Regions from separate parts of the Homo sapiens genome. Here regions 1 and 3 are each linked to region 2. A link is a contact called in ENCODE Hi-C or POLR2A ChIA-PET data. All regions are on one chromosome and are shown on one strand. Each heading gives the region's core, a stretch centred on a gene start or an enhancer-like site at or near the end of the contact. The rest is flanking DNA. Distances are from core to core; before and after follow the strand shown.

The links. Hi-C counts contacts between places; a loop is a spot of excess contacts on that map. ChIA-PET counts read pairs that join two places held with the same protein, here RNA polymerase II (POLR2A). Pooled maps may share reads with other maps.
Region 1: a loop to region 2 is called in a pooled map, with 8 times the contacts of the local background. The contact joins the enhancer-like site here to the promoter of PHF5A in region 2. A Hi-C loop is called at or near these places in 4 of 50 pooled maps. POLR2A ChIA-PET finds 5 or more read pairs at or near these places in 4 of 52 experiments (A549, H1, activated B cell and 1 more).
Region 3: a pooled map shows a loop between it and region 2 (4-fold over the local background). The contact joins the enhancer-like site here to the promoter of PHF5A in region 2. A Hi-C loop is called at or near these places in 2 of 50 pooled maps. POLR2A ChIA-PET finds 5 or more read pairs at or near these places in 3 of 52 experiments (H1, Panc1 and activated naive CD4-positive, alpha-beta T cell).

What each region holds. Positions count from the first base shown.
Region 1 is chr22:41,019,865-41,024,069 of GRCh38, forward strand. No RefSeq gene overlaps it. Among named protein-coding and RNA genes, the nearest start is that of SNORD140, 52 kb to the right of the region's middle. RefSeq lists enhancers at 777-1,354, 2,509-3,085 and a silencer at 1,850-3,079. Within about 2 kb of position 2,792, at least 39 of the 41 ENCODE cell types and tissues checked have a DNase peak (open chromatin) inside an H3K27ac peak, as active enhancers do.
Region 2 is chr22:41,467,054-41,471,356 of GRCh38, forward strand. It overlaps PHF5A (PHD finger protein 5A), which reads right to left and starts at 1,639. Exons shown (of 4, transcript NM_032758.4): 1 at 1,549-1,639; 2 at 1,071-1,094; 3 at 395-561. The coding sequence starts at 1,600. ACO2 (aconitase 2) reads left to right here and starts at 2,064. Exons shown (of 18, transcript NM_001098.3): 1 at 2,064-2,129. The coding sequence starts at 2,094. RefSeq lists enhancers at 1,369-2,038, 1,608-2,169, 2,170-2,731.
Region 3 is chr22:41,860,811-41,865,251 of GRCh38, forward strand. The region is part of intron 1 of SREBF2 (sterol regulatory element binding transcription factor 2); the gene reads left to right. Among named protein-coding and RNA genes, the nearest start is that of SREBF2-AS1, 28 kb to the left of the region's middle. RefSeq lists an enhancer at 1,841-2,341. Within about 2 kb of position 1,446, at least 11 of the 41 ENCODE cell types and tissues checked have a DNase peak (open chromatin) inside an H3K27ac peak, as active enhancers do.

The sequences.
Region 1 (4,205 bases), core at 1,542-4,041, 450 kb before region 2:
CTTAACTTCCAACCTGGCCTTGGCTTAACTTCCTGAGTGACCTGTCTCTGCCATCCCCTACCGTGCTCCCGTCTCTATATAAGATGCATGAATTTAGTACCTGAAGTAGTCCCTGGCGCAGCATAGATACTCATGAAGTGGTAGCTGAGTTTTTTTGTTGTTCTTGTTTGTTTGTTTGCTTGTTTGTTGTAGAGACAGGGCCTCACTGTTGCCCAGGCTGGTCTCGAACTCCTGGCCTCAAGCAATCCTCCCATCTTGGCTTGCCAAGGTGCTGGGATTACAGGTGTGAGCCACTGCTCCCAGCCCAGTAGCCAAGATTATTAATTCCTTATGGCTCTGGGGAGCATTCAGAGAGACAAAAGAACACTTCATCCAGTTACTCACTATTCACCTACTGTACAGCTTTGGTCCCTCCCCAGAGCTGGGGGACAGGTCCTGGAGAGGACTAAGTTATACACAGTGTTGAAACTAAAGGAAGATGAAGGCATCAGACACTAAGCACCACAGAACTCAGGACGGCTGCGGAGAAATCGAGTTCCCTTCAGAGCTCATCAAAATTCAGATGTGTAAAGAAAAAAGGATGTTTGTCAGGGTCAGGCTTCTCTTGGTCCACACTGAGCATTTTACCATCATCTGGGAAGAGCACCAAGAGCCATCAGGACACTGGATCTTTTAAAAACATGTGAGGCGAGCCAGGTGTGGTGGCTCACACCTGTAATCCCAGCACTTTGGGAGGCCAAAGCAGGTGGATCACGAGGTCAGGAGTTCAAGACCAGCCTGACCAATATGGTGAAACCCCGTCTCTACTAAAAATACAAAAATTAGCAGGGCGCTGTGGCAGGTGCCTGTAATCCCAGCTACTCGGGAGGCTGAGGTAGGAGAATTGCTCGAACCTGGGCGGCAGAGGTTGCAGTGAGCCAAAACCACGCCACTGCACTCCAGCCTGGGTGAACTGAGTAAGACACTGTCTCAAAAAAAAAAAAAAAAAAAGTGAGGCAAGAGAGACCGTCTCTAAAAAAAGAAAGAAAGAAAGAAAAGAAAAGAAAGGAAAAACAACAGACTGGGCATGTGGCTCACGCCTGTAATTCCAGAATTTGGGGAGGCTGAGGCAGGAGGATTGCTTGAGCCCAGGAGTTTGAGACCAGCCTGGGCAACACGGCAAAACCCCGCCTCTATTCAAAAAAACAAAACCAAAAACCTGTTAGGGAGCAAATCTCCAAGTGCAGGGCAGGACCTGGAGATCCTGGGCTCTCGCCCGCGGAAGGGCCGGGGGTAGGACAGGGCCCTGGGCTGGCTGGCTCCTGGCATCTTCCAGGGCCTGCTTCTGTGGTGACACCTGGCCCCAGGAGGGGAGCCTGCTCTTTTATTGGCTTCACCAGGCCGAGCATGCTGTCTTCATCTCGGCAGCATCCGCCGGCAAAGGGCTGGCGCCGAAGCCTCAGAATATTCGATGGAAGAAGAATGAAAGGAGAGTGACTGGGTCTGTCCCACATTGTGCATTACAGCACATTTTCTAGGTTTGTGTGTGCATTTCCCTCAGGGGCAAGGGGGCCCAGAGACGGGGCTCTTCATTTGATGAGCTCAATGAGTGCCAGGCACTTACGTGTCATTTAAAATTGCCGTTTCCATTATACCGGGAAACTGAGGCTCAGAGAGGTGACTTGATGAGGTCGCACAGATGGTGGGTGGACGCGCTGCCTCAAGCAGTGTCCTGTATACTCTGTCCCTGTGCCTTCGAACCCCTACCCAGTATAAAGGGATTGCGGTGGGGAGAGGCTCCTCAGTCTGTGATAGAAGCAATGAAGGACTCAACCGTCCTGCCCCGCCCCGCCCGGCCTCCTGCTTCTCCCGGTTTCCCTGCCGCAGGCCCCGCTCAACCCCCGCTCTGCCTGCGTCCCGGCCCTCCTTTGCCGCGCCCAGCTCCGAAATGCTGCGGCGGGGGCTCGGCGGGGGCTGGGCGGGGGCCGCAGGGCCACAAGCTCCCCCGCCCCCAGCACCCACTTATGTCCCCTCTGCTCTCCAAACGGGTCCCAGGGCCACACCTGTCTCCTGATCACGACCTGGCCGGAGCCGGGACATGGGCGCCATTTCCGCAGCCCAGCTCGGGTCGCGTCGGTTTTGAAATCAGATAGTCTTTTCTCCCGACTCCAAGGGCGTCTGCCCCGCCCAGGGCTGGGCCGGAGGGGGAGGGGGCGGACACCCCGGGGGCGCGCGCCGCTGGGGGAAGGAGGGGCCCCGAACTTGGAAAAAAGGGAACTCGCACGGAAAAATCAAATCCAAGTGGTCTGCGTTCACCCCTGCTTGGGAGACACAAAGGAAGGGCGCGCGGGGCGGCGGAGGCGCGGGGCTCCGGAGCTGGCTACGCCCGCGGCTCCCGCGCCCGGGCCGCTTCCGCAGAGGACGACAATCCGGGCCGCCTGGGCTGGCTTCGGCCACACCCAGAGGCCGCACCTGGGCCGGCGCCCTCTCTCGGCGCAGCCTCGCGCGCCCGGTCCCCGCCGCGCTCGCGTCCCGGGGGGCGAGTGGGTCCAGATCCCACGAACCCCAGCCGGGACCCGCCCTCCCAAGCTCCGGGGCCAAGGTGGGCCACCTCTCTCTCGGGCTCTTCTCTTTCTGATCTTTTTTATGGCCTAAACTCGAGATCTCCCCACCCTAGTGCCCCCACCCTGCCACCCAACCCAAGGACTGAGTCTGGAGGTCGACCCTGAACCTTCCCTGATCCTCTACGACGTTCCGCGGCCGCAGTCCTCCCGGGCCCCAGGGCTGCAGGTCACGTGCCCGCGGTGGGGGCAGGGAGGGACGCGCAGCGGAGTCTCCGGGCTGCACGTGCAAGGCCTCGGGGAGGGTGGAGCTCTGGCTTCCCGAGCTGCGCTCGCTCCCGGCTTCCGCCGAGGTGCCCGGGGCGCCGGCCTGGAGCAGGCGGGGGTCTGGGTGCCTGGGCTGCGGTCGGGAGCGCCTCCGAAGAAGCACTCGGTGCCTGCCCCGCTGGGAGCGCAAGCATTGTTACCTATCAGCGCCGCACTTAACAGTTGTTAATAGCAGTAAGCCCTCACTAAATTGTCACTGCTGGCAGACCGCAGTAACTCGGTCTGACCTCAAGCACCCGATAAAAGAGTTCTTGTCCGTAAAGTCAGTTACGTAGGAGTTGGTAATCTCGGGTTTTCATTATGGAGAATTTTGAACATAAACAAAAGTCAGGATGGTAAAGTGAGCTCCTGGCGAGCATCCCCCCACACAGAACGAGCAACTCCTGATCCTGTTTTTTTTTTCTTTCCCCAGCCCCTACCCACTGTTCCTCCCTATTATTGTGAAACAAATCCCTGACATCGTGTCATATTTCAGCATATGCCCCCTGAAACAATGGATGAAAGGCCCATTGTTTGTTTAGAAAACTTTTAAAAGTCGGGTAGATAAAAATGTTAGAGTGGAGATAAAAATGTTCCTAGGTGATGATAAAGAGAATTAAAAAGCGGTTAAAGGAGTGAAAAGACTTAAGTGATATCTGTAAGCCGTGCCCATGCTTTCTGGGACATCAGGTGGCCCACGTAAGACCTTGAGCTGGGTGGAGGCAGTGGCGCTGATGAGAAGAGGCTGATTCAGGGAACTAATTGGAGGTGGAAGTGACCAGATTGGCTGATGGATTGTAGTGGGGACTTGAGGAAAAGAGAGCTTCAAGGATGAGACGCTGGCTTGGTTGAAGGGGTTCTTAACTGTAATGGGCAAGGAGCAGATATGAGAGAATGGAGAGATCAAAATAGGGTTTGGCCATGTTACATCTGAGCTGCCTTTTATTTTATTTTTGATACAGGGTCTCTATCAGTCTTCCAGACTTATTGCAGCCTCCACCTTCAGGGCTCAAGTGATCCTCCCATCTCAGCCTCTTGAGTAGCTGGAACTACAGGCATGTGCCACCATGCCTGGCTAATTTGTTTTTTAGTAGAGACAGGGTTTCACCATCTTGGCCAGGCTGGTCTTGAACTTCTGACATTGTGATCTACCCGCCTCGGCCTCCCAAAGTGCCGGGATTACAGGCGTGAGCCACTGCACCCAGCTTAATTTTTGTATTTTTAATAGAGATGGGGTTTCACCATGTTGGCCACGCTGGTCTTGAACTCCTGACCTCGTGATCCATCCGCCTCCGCCTCCCAAAGTGCTGGGATTACAGGCGTGAGCCACCGTGCCCGGCCTATTTATTTATTTTTTGA
Region 2 (4,303 bases), core at 389-2,888:
TGGGATCTTGCTCTGTGGCCCAGGCTGGTCTTTAACTCCTGGACTAAAGTGATCCTCCTAACTTGGACTCCCAAAGTGCTGAGATTACAGGTGTGGGCCACCACGCCCAGCCGGATGTCATTTCTGAATAAGAATAACCACAGAGACATGAATGAGAGGGCTCTCCAAATTGCTGGTCTTGACAAAGATTTGCTTCCCTTGCATTCTTCCCCTTGATGCAAAATAACTGCCTTTTATTGGACTACACCCAGTTTGACTCACAGAACTTGAAGAAATTATAACCTAGATGACTAGATGAACACAGTAATCTCCATAGACCATAGGAGATTGCAGTGGATGGCAAAGTGTTACTAAACAAAAGGAGGAAAGGTCAGATGGAAAGCTGTACACTTACGTCCTTCTCCTGGATGGTGCACTCCTTACAATAATAGGCATCAGAGACCCCAGGTCCTCCACAGATCACACAGCGCCCCTGGTAAGATCCATAGTTACACTCATCACATATGCGCACCAGAGTGCAGGGACGCACATAGGAGTCACAAATCACACACTTGCCATCACCTGTAAGGAAGAGAATGGAGTCATGCTCACAAGTTCTTCAGTCCTCTGCTATCTCCTGCCATGGGGAAATATACTAGTCTCCTGGGAAATACACTAGTCTCCTTTTGACAGTGACTTTAGGGCCCTCCTCTTGGCATCACAAAACTTGGTTTCCCCAGTGTCCATCTCAAGCCCCTCAACACATACAAAAGTTTACCAATTAACATATGTGAAGAGCTTAGAAAAGCACCTCGGAGATGATAAGCCTGTATAATTGCTGGCAAAGTGCTGTGTGTTGGGGAGGGGTCATGCTACTCTGGCGATTCTTCCCGTTGAAAACTAGAGAGATACAGCGTTAAATGTGCAAGCGGCAGTGGGGAGTTAGAGGGGCCTTTGGCTAAAGTGCAGCATTCAGTGTTCACATACTTCCAGGCACATCTACTCAAAGCCCTCTTTGTGGCACTTTTGCTGGTTCCACAGAAAACTGGGAGTGGGAAGGGTGGGTTGTTGGGACGGTGTGTTCCACTCACATTTTTCACACAGTCTTCCGATGGCTGCAAGATGAAAGATGGTAAAAAGTACAATTAGAATAAAGGTTTTGAGAAAGAGGAGAAGTACATCCTCGAGCTGGGGGTAGGGACATGAGTAAGGACTGCAGTGAGTGAGACCTGCGGATAGCCATTTTATCATTACAAATTTCCATATGAACCAAACCTACATCCAAGCACCCTCCTGAATCTCCTCCAACGCCCTGGGCAAGCTCAGAGTTTCTCTGGACCTGGTTCAGACCCCACCCCCCGATACCTGCCTGGGGCTCCCAGCACGCGCACCCCCGCCCTCTTCTCATCAGAGGCCACAAACCTGCGCGCTCCTACAACACCCCGCGCCTGAGAGGCGGGAAACGTGGCGCCTGCGAGGCAAGCCCCTAAGGAAGAGACGGGAACCCCCGACCCCCCAGCTCCTAATACCACCCCTGCCCAGACAGCCAGGGGTAGGGCGCAGTCTCACCAACACCAGCCTGCTTGCGGCAAAAGATCAAATCAGGATGATGTTTAGCCATAGCTCCTAACTAAGCCGGCCACCGGAAGCTTCGGGAACTTCCGTCCGACCTTTAACCCCCATTGTTCCTGCCTCCACGTCGCTGTGATTGGTTCTCTAAGCTTCCGTCAGTTTACAATCCTTGCACCAGGCCCGTCTTGCTCTCGCGCGAGTTTTTGTCGCTGCTGGGCGGCCAGGTCCTGGCAGGTGCATGAAACTCTTAAAAACTCTCCCAGATTTGGATGGCGGAGATAACTAAAATTTGTTCTTGGGTAAAACATCTTTGTGCTTGGTATCTATTTCTGCAAGTGTCTTTGGGCAGTCCGATTTCCTCTTGCGTGTCTGTTCGTTGCACGTGAGCTCCGCCCATTGCGTTCACAGGGTTCTGGCGCCTCTAGGGAGGCCTCGCCTTCACCGTGACGCCCCACTCTTCCGGGCACGCCCCTGCCCAAAGGCTTTAAAGGCGCCGTGTGGGACGTCACTTTAATGCGACCTCATCTTTGTCAGTGCACAAAATGGCGCCCTACAGCCTACTGGTGACTCGGCTGCAGGTGAGCGAGCTCAGGGACCTCTGGGTTCACGGGGGCGGGGTGCCTCCTACTGTGCCGGCGGCTGTGGGCGAGGCAGGGCGAGGCGGGCCCAACCTGGGGCCAACTTCTCGTGTACCTGTCCCGGTTGTGGGCCCGGCACCCGTGCCCGCTTCTCTGGTGCCCTAGGTCAAGGCGTCCCCGGCACAGTCAGCTTTCCTGGCCCTGTCCCTGCCTCGCAAGAAGCGTGGGCCCAAGCAGCGGCGGCCGGGTGAAGAGCGGAGGCACCTCTTTCTTCTTTTTGAGGACAGCATTGCCTGCTCCCGTGGGGTGTGTTTCCATTCCTCAAGGTGAGGACAAGGTGACTAGGGGGCGCGGTCGTTGTTGAGTCTTCTAGGCCCAGTTCCTGAGGCCTCACTTCCCATCTCTTAGCAACAGAGGCATGACAGCATCTACGGTTGCCAGGCCTGGAGTCTGGAGAAGAAACTAGGACCCTGTACCACCTTTTGAGGACCCTGCGGAACGTGGAATGTCGGGGAGGGGGGCGGTCTTCTGGGCCCATACGTAGTAAATAATATAATAATAGTCTCTCACCTTTGCACAAGATTTGAGGCCTGTTTTAATTCTTCATAATATTATTTGATTCCTGTAATCGTAGGAATGAGGTGGTTTTTCTCATTTGATAGATGATAAAGCTGGTAGAAAGTAGGTGAAAGTTCTGATTCTCAAGAGTGTCACCGAAGTGCTGTGGCAGAAGCATGGGCCCTACCACCACTCAGTTCTTGTTTATGTCAGCCTGCCCTCACAGAACTTTATGAACCACGGTGCAATTATTTCTGTTTGTCAGAATGCAGTACGAATATTTTGAGCCTCACAATAAGTTGCTTGTCAAATATGGGAGGATAAGGAGACTCCAGTTTGACCTTGACTCCCCTGTTAGGAGCTATCTAGAAAGCTGACTGACTGCCAGATGATTTTTTCACTTCTAACTTGACAGCCCTGGGAAGGTGTTATACTCAGAGGTTCAATGTCAAATGTGTACTTTGTTAATAAAAATCAAGCAAGCATCTGTAGACATTCTCTGTCAACCTTTCACATTTAACTTTGTGAATTCCTTTTGGATCAAGTGGCGCAACTTTGATAATAGAATTTTACGAGTTGTTATGCGTTGTACTCTCAGGAAGCTTGTGGTACTTGAACTTATTTTTCATCACATTGCTTAAATTTAAACTTGAACTTATTTTTCATCACATTGCTTAAATTGAAACCATATGGTTTAAAGTAAAATCATCATTTATCTGAAAGAAAATATTTCTGATCTCAATTCCGGGCTAAGGGAAAGGATTTGCACCTAATTATCTCTTTACATCTTTTTTTTTTTTTTTTTTTTTTTTTTTTTTTTTTGAGACAGTCTTGCTCTGTCACCCAGGCTGGAGTGCAATGGCGCAATCTTGGCTGACTGCAACTCTGCCTCCTGGGTTCAAGTGACTCTCCTGCCCTCAGCTTCCCGAGTAGCTGGGATTACAGGTGTGCACCACCATGCTTGGCTAATTTTTGTATTTTTAGTAGAGACGGGGTTTCACCCTGTTGACCAGGCTGGTCACAAACTCCTGACCTCAAGTAATCGGCCTGCCTTGGCCTCCCAAAGTCCTGGGATTACAGGTGTGAGCCACCACACCTGGCCTCTTCACGTCTTTTGATTCTCTAGGTTAATGATGTGGAAATAGTTGTTTCTTCCTGTCTCATGATTTAAGGGAGTCAGGCAAGATTATTTGATAAGATAAATGATTATAGAGTTCTTGAACTTGGAAGAGAAGAATAGTATCACACCATTTTGAACCGAAAAGGATCTTGGAAAGTATGAGTATTAGACTGGTGTAGAAGGAGATCTGGGCTCTCTTTCCTGATCCTGTGACCTTGAGTAAGTTACTTCCTGAATCCATTGTCCATTGGAGATGATCTTCATTGAACAAATGTATATTCAGCAAGTGGATGTTAGAAAGTGATGAGCAAGTAGAATGAGTTTACAACCATCACGTAGACTAACCTCTTATACAGGTGGAAAAATCTAAGACCTTGAGAGCCTGGGTGACTTCCAGTAGCAGAGTCAGGATTAAAATCCTGGTCTCCTTGTTTGTTCCTTCAGCTAAGATGAATGAACAATATTATGCAGTTTGCACACTGCCTCCCAATAACCA
Region 3 (4,441 bases), core at 196-2,695, 390 kb after region 2:
AGGAGGTAGAGGCTGCATTGAGCCCCACCACTGCCTTCCAGCCTGGGCAAGAGAGCAAGACCCTGTCTCAAAAAAATAAAAAAAAAAGATAAGGCTGAAAAATTTAAAGCAATTTTTCATCATTAAGTTAAACAAATTTTAATACACTGGTACAGTACAATGGCACACAGAATGATACCGTGGGACTCTGAAAAGGATGATGTTACGTCTGTAATGGTTGACACTGAATGTTCTTCATATTTATTAACCAAAGGGAACAGGGTGCAAAGTAGCATGTTCAGTGTGATCTCATTTTTGTAAAACAATTTGCATGCATGTGCATGCTTAAGTGTGCAAGCAAGCCTTGTAGAGGAAGAAATCTGGAAGGGCACACATTAAAACATTGACAATGGGCCGGGCGCTGTGGCTCACGCCTGTAATCCCAGCACTTTGGGAGGCCGAGGCAGGTGGATCACAAGGTCAGCAGTTCGAGACGAGCCTGTCCATTGTGGTGAAACCCCCTCTCTACTAAAAATACAAAAATTAGCTGGGCATGGTGGCACGCACCTGTAATCCCACCTACTCAGTGGGATTACACCGGGAGGCTGAGGCAGGAGAATTGCTTGAACCTGGGATGTGGAGGTTGTGGTGAGCCAAGATCATGCCACTGCACTCTAGCCTGGGCAACTGAGTAAGACTCCATTTAAAAAAAAAAAAATTGACAATGGATGACTCAAGAATAGTGGAACTGCTGGATGATTTTTATTTTTGTTCTTTTCATTTATATGCTTTCTAAATTTTTCTTTAGTGAATATATTACTTTTATGATTTTAACAAATTATTAAAAACAGGGCCAGGCGCAGTGGCTCACACCTGTAATCCTAGCACTTTGAGAGGCCGAGGTAGGCGGATCATCTGAGGTCAGGAGTTCGAGACCAGCCTGGCCAACATGGTGAAACCCTGTCTCTACTAAAAATACAAAAATTAGCAGGGCGTGGTGGTGTGTGCCTGTAGCCCCAGCTACTTGGGAGGCTGAGGCAGAAGAATCACTTGAACCCAGGAGGTGGAGGTTGCAGTGAGCCGAGATTGCACCACTGCACGCCTGGGCAACAGAGCGAGACTTTGTCTCAAAAAAAAAAAAAATTATTAAAAACATTGTCTAACACAAGGTGCATAATAAATACAAAATATAAGAATAAATGACCTTTGTAAACTAGGTTTCCCAGCCCCTAATAGGGCTGGGTAACAAATACCTGTTAAAGGATTATTGACTGAATCTGTAATTTGGAGAAACTGTAACCCTATTTGGAGGCTTCACATTCTTTATTCTTGACCAGAATTAATTTAACCAGATTTCAGGTTACCTCATTCTCAGGTAGATGCTGAAGGCTGAGCTGAGCAAAGTGATATTTATGTTACCTCCAAGCCACAAGCTCCATAAAGTTCATGTGAACTCAGGGTCTCTTTGTGAGTCATGGGGCTGCTTGCAATGCACGGATGATAACAGGAACCTCTAATTTTGGTTATTTGCTTTTAGAGACCAGAACCCAGATACAGTTTCCTGGGGCCTCACCTACTTTGTTAAGCAACTTAGCTATAAGTTTACAAAGCAGCTAAAAACAGGAGCAGGGGAGTGAGATGAGCTTGAGCGTGCCAGCCTAGCTCGTGGGAGGCCTGTCTCTGGCCCTGAGCTTTGTGGCCTGCCGTAGGAACTGGAGCTTCATTTTCAAAGCTCCATAAAACTCGCCTTCTCCCGGGCCTCCCTTTTCTGAGTTTCATGGCTCTCTGTGGAAATGACAGCCTGTGTAATCACAGAATGTGAATGATCAGAGCAGGGAACAGTGAGGAGCCATTAGGACATTCCCATGGGTGTAGCTCACAGTTACAAAGCACAACTACACCCTGGTTCTCCAGGCCTCCTCTTTCCTGGCACCGCAGACCAGATGGGGTCCTGGAGAGGCTCTGCGTGCCCTTCTGGAGCTTCCCATCACTCCTTTCTGCAGATGTTCATCTTAACAGCCCCTCTGTGCCACTCAGCCCAGTACCCGGCTGCCCGGCTGACTGGAGATGGCTCCACTGGAGCTTTTTGTGTGTGGGTTGAAAGGGACTTTTTTATTTTAATTTAAGTAGTCTCATTCCATCTGCCTACACACTCTTACGCTTCGTGAACTAAGCTTTCTGACCTGTGTAGGTTACTTCACCACACCAGCCCATATCTTTCCCACAAAAGGGTTTCAAGAGTACTTGACAAAATGAGATCAGTGCACCCACATGCCTGTGTAGTGGGTGCTCTGGAAGTACCGCCAACATTGACCTGCATAAGGGTCTACCCTTCACCAAGCACTTCGGATAAATTATCTTATTAATCCTCAGGGCAAAGAGGCCAAGTGTGTATTTTCAAAGCAGCCTTTTGTAGTGAGGAAACCAAGGCTTAAAGAGAAGTATCTTGCCCACGCTCACACCACTGATTAGGTGGGCCTCCAGAGACTCACACCTAGGCCTGACTACCACCAAAGCCTGTGCGCATCTATGAGGCCACCCTGGCCTTCTGCCCTCCTTAGCTTTCCATGGATGGAAACTGTCGGCCAGTGTGTGATATTCTTCTGGCTCTGTGTTACAGCCCTCTGTATTGATTTCTTACAGAGTTGGGATTTTGGGGGAATTCTAAAAGGTTCAACAAATTCTTAGATTTCTCTTAGTCATTTTCTTAAAGCATTTTATAATCTTGTACTTGGAGTGTGTCAGCACTAAATTATGTTTTGTTTAAATGTACTGAATTTGAGGACATTTCTCAGTTTAATCATGTCACGGAATTGGAATTGGTTAGTACAAGCTGCAATATCTGTAGCAATCTGCCCATTTCTCCCTCGCACAAGGCTGAGTGAGGACAGAGCTTAGTGTCAAGATGTTGGTAAATAATACCACTATGTAGGAATGTAGTCTGGTGAGATGCTGTTTTTCCCAGCAGGTTTAACTGACTGAATACTTAAGGTGCCCAGATTGAAATGCAAAGCTCCAGTTATCCCATATGGAGACTACACTAGAAAGCCCCAGCAGCTTTATTTATTTACATTTATTTATTTATCTATCTATTTATTTATTTATTTTTTGGGACGGAGTCTTGCTCTGTTCCCTAGGCTGGAGTACAGTGACGCAGTCATCTCGGCTTACTGCAACCTCTGCCTCCTGGGTTCAAGCGATTCTCCTGCCTCAGCCTCCCGAGTAGCTGGGATTACAGGCACCCACCACCATGCCTGGCTAATTTTTGTAGTAGACAGGGGTTTTCACCATGTTTGTCAGGCTGGTCTCGAACTCCTGACTTCAGGTGATCCACCTGCCTTGGCCTCCCAAAGTGCTGGGATTACAAGCATAAGCCACCACCCCTGGCCTATTTACATTTAATTATGATTTATTTTTCCTATCCTTCTGCAAGCATATATATATATATATATATATATATATATATATATATACACACACACACACACACACACAAAATATCAAAATATATATATATATGTATATATATATATATTTTTTTTTTTTTTTGAGACTGAGTCTCGCTCTGTTGCCCAGGCTGGAGTGCAGTGGCACGATCTCTGCTCACTGCAAGCTCTGCCTCCCGGGTTCACTCCATTCTCCTGACTCAGCCTCCCGAGTAGCTTGGACTACAGGCGCCCACCACCACGCCCAGCTAATTTTTTGTATTTTTAGTAGAGACGGGGTTTCACCGTGTTAGCCAGGATGGTCTCGATCTCCTGACCTTGTGATCCGCACGCCTTGGCCTCCCAAAGTGCTGGGATTATAGGCGTGAGTCACCGCGCCCGGCCCAAAAAATCTTTGTGTTTTTTTGTTTGTTTGTTTTGTGTTCAGAGAAGGGATCTGGCTAGGTGCCCTGGCTCATGCCTGTAGTCCCAGCACTTTGGGAGGCCAAACCGAGAGGTTGCTTTTCAGGAGTTTGAGACCAGCCTGGGCAACATGGTGAAATCTCGTCTCTACAGAAAATACAAAAATTAGCCGGGCATGGTTGGCGCACACCTGTGGTCCCAGCTACTCAGGAGGCTGATGTGGAAGGATCGCTTGAGCCTGGGAGGTGGAGGCTGCAGTGAGCTGAAATTGCAACACTGCACTCCAACCTGGGTGACAGAGCAATACCCTATCTCAAAAAAAAGAGAGACAGAGTCTCGCTGTGTTGCCCAGGCTGTTCTCAAACTCCTGACCTCAAGTGACCCTCCCACCTTGGCCTCACAATGCACTGGGATTACAGGCATGAGCCACCACAACCGGTCTCAGCAGCTTTCTGTTTGTCAGATATACAAATATACCCCAGGCTCCAGGCCCCCACATCCCCCAAAAAACACACACACACACACACACACAGCATCAGAGACCTGAGAAGGACATCTTGGTGGAGGTTTGGGGGAATGGAGATGGTTCCTTTTATTTTTTTATAGTGGTGGTG